Regions from separate parts of the Homo sapiens genome. Here region 2 is linked to region 1. A link is an interaction called in ENCODE POLR2A ChIA-PET data of the cell type or tissue named here. Cell type or tissue: A673. All regions are shown on one strand.

Region 1 (5,000 bases):
TGGAGGTGATATTACCTGGTCTGGTGCATCTTTGGGTGATTATGAGGATCCTATAACATGTATGAAAGAACTTAGAAAATTAAATCGCACTAATAAATGTTTTTGAAATAATTTTTCTTTAAATATTTGCCATATAAACATCCCTTGGTCAGGTATATATAGATTGCTTAGTTTTCAATTTCAGGTTAATATTTTTACCCCTTTAAAAGACAAGAAAGTAAATCAGATTATATGGAAATTGGCAACCATAAGTCTGTGCAATTTACTGTATGTCATTGAGTTATGTTGATTAGAATGGGAATTATTTTCTTAACAGCATAGTATTTGGAAAAGTTGAAATAATTTCATTTTCTGGGGAAGGAGTCAGCAAGGTAGTATTAGAAAAAGCTTGTGTGGAGAGTCAGAATGCCTGGATTGAAGTTCTGGCCCTGTAATTTAACCACCTCGGTAAGTCACTCAACAGCACAGAGCCACTGTTCCCTCATCTGTAAAAGGTGACAGTGACGCCAGTCTTGCTTTTGCTCACAGGACTGTAGGGAGATCAGATGAGATAATGTGCATGTGAAGGTGATTTTCACATTAAAAAATGCTATATTAGTAAAAGCTAAGTTGGACTGAACTATAAAAGGCCTAAGGTCAGGAACGGTGACCCAACTATATTGAGAAAGGTTTTAGTGTTTTGACTTTTGGAGGTTTTTGATTGATGACCTGTTCAACATGTGCCTTCAAAAAAATAATATGTTCAACAACTTTAGTGTTTCCTTCCAGTTAAGTATACAGCCATTGCCAAGACCCAGGTGGTAAATTCATGCCATATACTACTATTTAAATAATCATATAAAGTAATGCAAACATTACTACTGTTTCCATATTTTGAAACATTTTGTCACCTTTTCATCATTTAATTTTGGGATGATTTCAAATTCCAACTCAAGTGGTGACAGTATTTGCTTTTATGTGAAATGTTTGAGATGCAATTAGTAAAAAACAAAAATGACAAAACGTATCAAAGTACAGTACAGAATTTTGTTTTTTGTTACAACTCTGAGTTCTAGGTGGCCCTAAGTAGAAAAGCTGCTGACATGATGTGAACATAATTTCTTTGTCATTAATGTTAAGAGGCAAAAACTAAATTCTAAACTTGATGCTTTATCTTTTTGTTCATTTTAAGGCCACTTTTTAAATATAACTAGAACTATTATATCTTTTAATACTTATTATTGAGAGAACGAAGCCTGTGAGCAGTTGAACTTTCAAGTGCTATAACCAGAATTGCTATTCATTTTAGCTACTTGGACAAAAAACAGTGTTTGATGGACTGCCTAGGTGAAGACCTGGAAAAGGAAGGGTTATCTACAAATGAGTGAGTTTATTATGGCTTAGTGATTTGCTGATTGATTTCATTTGCTGTCAGTTAAGGCTCTCTTAATGTCAGTTTTCTTTGCATAATGCCTTGAAATGAAGACTGATGAAGTTCTTCAAATTGATGCCGCTTATATAAACTGACCCCGATTTGCCCTATTCTGCATGACAACTTAAGTGACAGCAGTTAGAAGAAAATACAGCAATGAATATGCAACTTAAGGATTAAGGAAGATGCAGTAAATCAGTCTAAAGCTAAGTACAATGATAATTTCTTGTAATAATTCCACAGATGCCTTACATTTGTTAAACAGACTGTTATTACTCTCAAATACTCAAATATATGTTTTCATTATATACATGTATTTGAATTGAAGAAGAGAACTAAAAGTTATTCCAACAGAGATCCTAATTCTTTTCCCTCTTATTTAAACTTGGAATTATCAAAATCACAGTTTTAAAAATATTTTATTTAGGATATCCACATGCAAAAGAATGAAATTGGACCTTGGTCTTACAACATGCACAATAATCAACTCAAAATGGAGTACACAATGTTAGAAAGACCTAATGCCATAAAACAAAGGAAACAACAAAATGGAAAGGCAACTTGTGGAATAGGAAAAACTATTTATAAACTGTATATCCAGTAAGGAGTTTAATATCCAAAATATATAAGGAACTCATACAACACAATAACTTTTTTAAAAAATGGGCAAAGGACCTAAAAAGACATTTTTCCAAAGAACACATGCAAGTGGCCAATAAGTAAAAAGGTGTTCAACACCGCTAACCATTAGGGAAATGAAAATCAAAACCACAATGAGATATCACATCACAACTGTTAGGATGGCTATTACCAGAAAGTCAAAAGACAACAAGTGTTGGCAAGGATGTAGAGAAAAGCGAACCTTTGTGCACTATTGGTGGAAATGTAAATTGGTATAGCTATTATGGAAAACAGTATGGAATTTCCTCAAAAAATAAAAATAGAACTACCATATGATCCAGCAATCCTACTTCTGGGTATACATCAAAAGGAAATGAAACCGTTGTCTTGAAGACATGTCTACACTTCCATGTTCATTGTAGCATTATTCACAATAGCCAAGATATAGAAACAACCTAAGTGTCCTCTGATGAATGAATGGACAGAGGAAATGTTTATACACACACACACACACACACACACACACACCCAGAGGAAAATTCAGCTTTAAAAAATAAAGGAAATCCTGCAATGTGCAACAACATATATGAACATGGAGGACATTATGCTAAGCGAAATAAGCCAGACGCAGAAAGAAAAATACTGCATGATTCCATTTATACGTAGAATTTTTAAAAATCTTACTCACAGAAACAGAGTAGAAGGTGGTTGGGGGTGGTTGGGGGAATGAGGAGATAATTGGTCAAAGGGTAAAAACTTTTGGTCATAAGATGAATAATCTCTGGAGATCATGGTACAGTGCTATATAATGCATTGTGTACTTGAAATTTGCTAAGAGAGTAGATCTTCAGTATTCTCACCACATACACAAAAGAGGGTAACTCTGTGAGGTGATAGATATGTTAATTAGCTTGATTGTGGTAATAATTTCACAAAGTATATATATATTAAATAATCACATTATATCCCTTAAATATATACAAACTTTATTTGTCAAAAAAATATTTCATTTGAGTTTGCATAGTACTGTATATTAAGTAACCAGTGAAATGTAGAGTAATTTTAGAAATGGTTTAGAAAGTACTTTTCAGTTTTGGAGCCTTCTAGTAACAGTAGTAGGTTTTTTTCCCCCTTTTCCCACCAAAAGTCTCATAGTGCTGACTAAAAGGAGGCATAAGTTTTTGAGGGAAGACTAACTTAAGAAGTAACTCACTGAAGAAAACATTAAAAGGTAAACTGTGGCATATAAAATTTTAAGGTATTTGTTTGAGTGAACAGCAATTCATGAGTTGTACAGCTCCAGGCCAGAAGTAGTTTGGAGGTCCTGTTGAGAGAACGCACTCAAATTTCTACACGTTTGTAGACACTAAGCCAAAACCCAAATCAACTCTTTATCTGAAATAAAAGATTGTTGCTTAATTCATTTATTTTCAAAGGAAAAATAAAAATGAAAAATTAAATAAATTCTCATAATAATTTCATTTAGAAATAGTATTATTATTTTTCTTAACAAAGTACCCTTTAAAAAAAAACTCAAAAGACTTGCCAATACTAGCCAATCAAATCCTTCCTTCAATTTTAGAAAACAGGAATTGCATGTAAACAAGTCTGGGCCAACTCTTACAACCTGCTTTCTATATCCTCCTCCTCTGTTCTCCATCTTTCCTAGTTCTTTGAGCCCCAGTGGTCAGGCTGAGCTGAGTATGAGAGAGGGCCCTCAAGAGGCCCTGGAAGCATATTCCCTCAGCTCCTAAATGAAGTCTCCATAAGGTGACCCTAGGAGACTGTGCAGCGTGACTGGCCGCTTGTTTTATCCCAGACTCTTTTCCAGGTAGAAACACTTACCTCTATGGAGATATTTGCTCTGAACAACATGTTTCTTTTCTTGCTGATTATTAGTATGGACTTAAAAAAATAAGAGAAGGTAACACATTTTTAAAGGAGTACTACTTAACTTTTAAAACTTGATGTGATTTTCACATCCTGACTTAATTTTTTTTGGTTGCAATAATTAGAAGAATAATTGGAAGCCATACATATATCTTTTGATTGATGACCTGTTAAACATGTGCCTTCAAAAAAATAAAATGTTCAACAACTTTAGTGTTTCATTCCAGTTAAGTATATAGCCATTCCAAGACCCAGGTGGTAAATTCATGCCATACACTACTATTTAAATAATTACATAAAGTAATGCAAACATTTCTACTGTTTCCATATTTTGAAACATTTCGTCACCTTTATTTACACCATTTAATTTTGGAAAGATTTCAAATTCCAGGGGTATATGTTGACTTGTAGCTCCTCTGAAACTAGCAGAATATCATACCAGAAATTTACACAATGAATTGTTAAACAATTTAGTAGAATTGTTTCGCTTATTATATGGATTTGTGTATGCTCTAGTAAAATATGACCCTATAGACTTAAGCATATATTGCAACAACTCCGAATGATATAATTTTGTTATAACACAGGAGTTATTTTTCATCATTCAGACCCAAATCCCACATCTGAAATTCCACACTCCAGAATGCTCTGAAACTGGTAACTTGAAGGCAAAACCTGACCTGCCCTAATTTTGTGGCAAAACCTGAGAAATATGTTTTTGATTAAAGGGTGCTATTCCAGATCTTGATGAGCTTGATGAGAGTGTTATTTAATATATGGTATATGCCTCATTTTTCTTTTCTTTTTTTTTTTTTTTTTTTTTTTTTTGAGACAGGGTCTTACTTCTGTCATCCAGACTGGAGTGCAGCAGTGCGATCTCAGCTCACTGCAACCTCCACCTCCCAGGTTTAAGCGACTCTCCTGCCTCAGCCTCCACAATAACTGGGACCACAGGTGTGTGCCACCACACCTGGCTAATTTTTGTATTTTTTTTATGGAGACAGAGTTTTACTGTGTTGGCCAGGGTGGTCTCGAACTTCTAACGTCAAATGATCCACCTGCCTCGGCCTCCCAAAGT
Region 2 (5,000 bases), 68 kb after region 1:
TTTTGGTCTTACATTAGGTCCTTGATCCATTTTGATTTAATTTGTGTACATAGTGTTCTTCATTCTTTCTTCAGTGAACTTCTTCAACTTCATTCTTTTGCATGTGGACATGCAGTTCTCCTAGCACTGTTTGTTGAAAAGACGTATTTTTTCCCCATTAAATGGTGTTGACATCCTTGTCAAAACTCATTTGACCATTATCTGATGCTTTACTTCTGAGCTCTCTATTCTGTTCTATTGGTCTCTATATCTGTCTTTATGCCAGTACACACTGTTTTGAATACTGTAGCTTAGTAGTAAGTTTTGAAATCAGGATGAATGAGTCCTCCAACTTTGTTCTCCTTTTTTCAATCTTGTTTTGGGTATTTCCAGTCCCTTGAGATTATATATGAGTTTTAAGATGGATTTTGCTTTGTTTTTTTAGAGACAGAGTCTCGCTGTGTTTCCCAGGCTGGAGTACAATGGCGTGATCTCAGCTCACTGCAACCTCGGTCTGCTGGGTTCAAGTGATTCTCCTGCCTCAGCCTCCCAAGTAGGTGGGACTACAGGCATGCACCACCAAGCCCGGCTAATTTTGTACTTTTAGTAGAGACGGGGTTTCTCCATGTTGGTCAGGCTGGTCTTGAACTCCCAACCTCAGGTGATCCACCTGCCTTGGCCTCTCAAAGTGCTGGGATTACAGGCATGAGCCACCGCGCGCGGCCAGATTTTGCTATTTCTGCAAAGAATTTCATTGGGATTTTGATAGGGAGTGCATCGACTCTGTAGATTGCCTTGAGTGGTATTGACATCTTAAGAATATTAAGTCTTCTAATCCATTAACATGAGATATGTTTCCATTTCTTCATGTTTTTAATGTCTTTCAGCAATGTTTTGTAGTATCCATTATACAAATGTTTCCACCTCCTTGGTTAATTTAATGCCTAGGTATTTTATTCTTTTTGATGCTATTTAAATGGAATTGTTTTTGTAATTTGCTTTTCATATCATTTATTGTTAGGGTATGGAAATGTAACTGATTTTTTTGTGTTGACTTTGTGGCCTCCTACTTTGCTGAATTCATTTATTATTTCTTACAGTATTTTGTGTGGAATCTTTAGGGTTTTCTACATGTAAGAGCATATCATCTGCAAAGAAAGATAATTTCACTTCTTCTTTTCCAATCTGAGTGCCTTTTCTTTTTCTTGCCTAATTTCCTTTGCTAGGCCTTCCAGTACTATGTTGAATGCAAGTGGTGAAAGGAGTCAGGTTTGCCTTGTTCCTGATCATAAAGAGAAAGCTTTCATTCTTTCACCATTGAGTAAGATATATGCTCCGGGCCTTTCATATATATGACCTTTATTGTGTTAGGGTGATTTCCTTCTATTCCTAGTTTGTTGAGAGTTTTAAATTAGGAAGCAGTATTAAATTTAATCAAATGCTTGTATGCGTGTATCGAGATGATCATGTGATTTTTAGCCTTCATTCTGTTACTGTGGTGTATCACATAAATTGGCTTTTGTATGTTGAGCTCTCCTTGCATCCTGGGGTAAACCCACTTAGTTATGGTGTTTGGTCATTTTATTGTGCTGTTGAATTCAGTTGCTTGTATTTTGTTGAGGATTTTTGGGTCTATATTCACTGGGGATATTGACCTATAGTTTTCTTTTCTTGTGATACATTTGTCTGGCTTTAGTAACAGGATAATGCTGGCCTCATAAAATTTATTTGGAAGTGTTCCCTTTTCAATTTTTTTGGAAGAGTTTGAGGAGGACTAATGTTAATTCTTCTTTAAATGTTTGGTAGAATTTATCAGTGAAGCCATTTGGTCCTAGGCTTCTCTTGTTGAAAGGTTTTTGATTACTGAGTCAATCTGTTTACTAGTTATAGATCTTTTCCTTTTTTTTAACTAATTTGTTAGTTAGTCCTGGTAGGTTTTATGTTTCTAGGGAATTGTCTGTTTCATCGAGGGCATTCAATTTGTCGGTACAATTGTTCATAGTACTCTTACAATCCCTTTTTTCCCCCTGTGGAACTGGTACTAATATCCCCACTTTCTCTTTTGATATTAGTAATTTGAGTTTCTTTTTTTCTTGCCTATCTAGCTAAAAGTTTGTCAATTTTGTTGGTCTTTTCAAAGAACCAACTTTTGGTTTCATTGATTTCCTCTACTTACTTTCTTTTTTTTTTTTTAGTCTTTATTTTGTTTATCTCTTCTCTAATCTTTTTTCCCCCTTCCTTCTGCTAGCTTTCAGTTTAGCTTTTTATTTTCTAGTTTCTTAAGTAGTAAAGTTAGGTTGTCGATTTGAGATCTTTCTTGTTTCTTAATGTAAGCATTTATAGCTATAAATTTCCCCCTTAGCACTGCTTCCACTGCATCTCATAAGTTTTGATATGTTGTGTTTTCATTTTCATTCATTTCTAAGTATTTTCCAGTTTTCCTCATGATTTCTTCTTTGGACCATTGGTTATTTAAGAGTGTGTTGTTTAAATTCCACAATTTTGTGAACTTTACAGTTTTACTTCTGTTATTGATGTTTAAGTACATTCTTTTCATTCTAGATCTCCACAGTGCATATGTTGCTCTGCTTATTGTTATCCCACAGGTCCCTTAGACTCTGTTCACTTTTCTTCGATCATTTTTCTTTCTGTATCTCAGCCTCAGTAATTTCTGTGGTCCTGTTTTCATGCTTGTTGATTTTTTTTTTGCCTGCTCATATTTGCTTTTGAATCACTGTAGTGAATTTTTCATTTCAGTCATTTTAATTTTCAGCTCCAGAATTTCTTTTTTTGTTGTTGTTTGTTTCTTTCTAGGCTTTCTATCTCTTTATTGATATTTCCATTTTGTTCAGACATTGTTTTCTTGATTTTCTTCACATCTTTCTTTAGTTCTCTGAGCATCTGTAAGACAGTTGTTGTAATGTCTTTGTCTCAGAGACCTGCCATCAAATCTTCTTCAGGGATAGTTTTCTATTGATTTATTATTTTCCTTTGAATGAGCCATAGTTTCCTGTTTCTCTGTATGCTTTGTGATTTTTTTTGCTGTTGTTGAAAACTGAACATTTGAATAGAATAATATAGTAACTCTGGAAATCAGATTTTCTCCCTTCCCTAGGGTTTTCTGATTTTTTAAAAAATTGCTGTAGCTATCTGTGTGTCAAGGATCAGCCTGAGATGTAAACTTACGGTCTTCTCAGGTCTTTTCTGGATCTGCACCTTTCCCTGGGCTTGTGTGGTCACTTTCTAATTTTCCTCACATATGTAGTTGCTTTTAAATCTTAGTTCTTAATGTCTGGTCCCAAAGGGGGGAAAAGAGAAAGATGAAGAGGAGGGAAGAAAGGATGCTGGCCCTTTAAATTCCCTGGATGTCACTTCAGCTGAGGGGGAGTTGCAATGTGGGGAGGTGCAACAATAATGGTCACCTGCCTTTTGGTACCTCTGTGATAAGAAGCGACAATCAGAGCACAGATCCTGATATTTGGAGAACAAGGTTCTTTTTGCCTACCCTGGCTCCTGCAAGTTATGTGCAAGCTGTTCCAAGAACATTTGCACATGTGTCTGTCATGGGGCTGGAAGTGGGAGATGGATAGCTGCTGCTGTGCTAAGAGCTAAAATTGACTGAAATTAATCATAATTTACTGTCCAAGCCTTCCCCTGGAAGTTGCAAGCCTTCAATAGACTCCAGAATTCCAAAATGCTTTCATCAGACAGATTCTGCCAGTGCAATTGTTGTCTAGCTGGTTCCTGGTGCTTACTACTCTGCCATCTTTCCAGAATCCTCTCAAATCCTTGCTGCACTATATTATATTACATTTTTAATAAGATGTGATAAGGTGCTTTCTATCAGGGACTTATAGCTTTAGTGAGGAAACAGACGTGTGTGTATGTGTGTGTGTGTATACTTATAACAAATTATAATAAGGAACATTAAAGCAGTACAAGTAAGAATTGAGAATTATCTGTGTGAGGACAGTAACAGTGGAGATAGAAAAGGATTCGATTCTAGATAGATTTAGATGAAAAATGTGGCTGGACTTAATGAATAAAATTGATGCAGGGCAATTTCCTAATTACTTAGTAATTCATTCAAGATCTCTCCCTTCCTTGAACTTCTGGTAAGAAGTGAGCAGTGTTCAATATAACAAATTTGCCTTTATGTAAAGAAAGATTTTCTGCGATTTGAAGGCATGTCACGAAAGCACTGCTACTTGGAGACCTGTCTTTGAAAGCTTGGAGCATCTTCTCACATTCACAGAATGGCAAGTTATGGTCTAACTGTGCTTTGCCTGGTGTGAAATAGTGGGAAATATCTGCTGGGATTAGTTCATGATGATGGAGGCTAGGATTCCCCATCTTGTGATTAGTTTTTCAGCTTTGATTACTGATAGGATACTTGGAATTGAAATCATAATTCTGTCTTAGTAACTATAAGGATCTGCATTTGGATGTCAGTAACAAAGAGCCCTATCTTTAAGGTTTTGTGTGTGGCCTCTTTATCACACAGCTTTACAAATGTAGGTTTCCGAAGGCAGCGTAGTTTATATTACTTTTCCTTTTCTTTATATAACATTGATTTTTAAAATAACTCAAATTTTCAGAGTGCAAATAAATGAAAACTGATTATATGCTTAGAAGTGAACATATTGGGAGGTGAGAAAAAATGTGCAAAATACTTAGATCATTTTTCAAAAAAGGATTAAAATTTTATTTCTTAGCCAAACATATATTCAAGTACAATGTATTTCATCTGAAAGCCTCAGTAACATGACAAAAATTTACAGAATAATTATTGTTGAGTTTGTCCATAAGTGCATGTTTATGAGTAGAGGCTGAATTCCATACTTTTGAATGTGCGTCGACCTTTCCGCTTTTACTTGTCAGATGCCCCTTTTTTAATGCCAGGTAGTCTTTATACAATACTATTATTAATGATGTAATGGAAAAATTAACTATAAATTGGTTGTTAATATTAAGTTTTGGTAGTCTAAAAATCAAATCTTTTCTCTCAGTAGGGCCGAAAG

What was found. Peaks named below come from ENCODE experiments on the same cell type or tissue, not always from the same donor. Only the 100,000 strongest peaks of a DNase experiment are listed, where the experiment ranks them.
Region 2: POLR2A ChIA-PET joins it to region 1 with 5 read pairs; 3 of 35 experiments call an interaction of 5 or more read pairs at or near these places.

Annotation. Positions count from the first base shown.
Region 1 is chr9:15,884,226-15,889,225 of GRCh38, forward strand. All of the region lies in intron 24 of CCDC171 (coiled-coil domain containing 171), which reads left to right. Among named protein-coding and RNA genes, the nearest start is that of CCDC171, 330 kb to the left of the region's middle. In A673, no CTCF peak of the experiment used is centred here; no DNase peak of the experiment used is centred here; H3K4me3 peaks cover 4,053 bases; H3K27ac peaks cover 2,170 bases.
Region 2 is chr9:15,951,993-15,956,992 of GRCh38, forward strand. All of the region lies in intron 25 of CCDC171 (coiled-coil domain containing 171), which reads left to right. Among named protein-coding and RNA genes, the nearest start is that of LINC03041, 320 kb to the right of the region's middle. In A673, no CTCF peak of the experiment used is centred here; no DNase peak of the experiment used is centred here.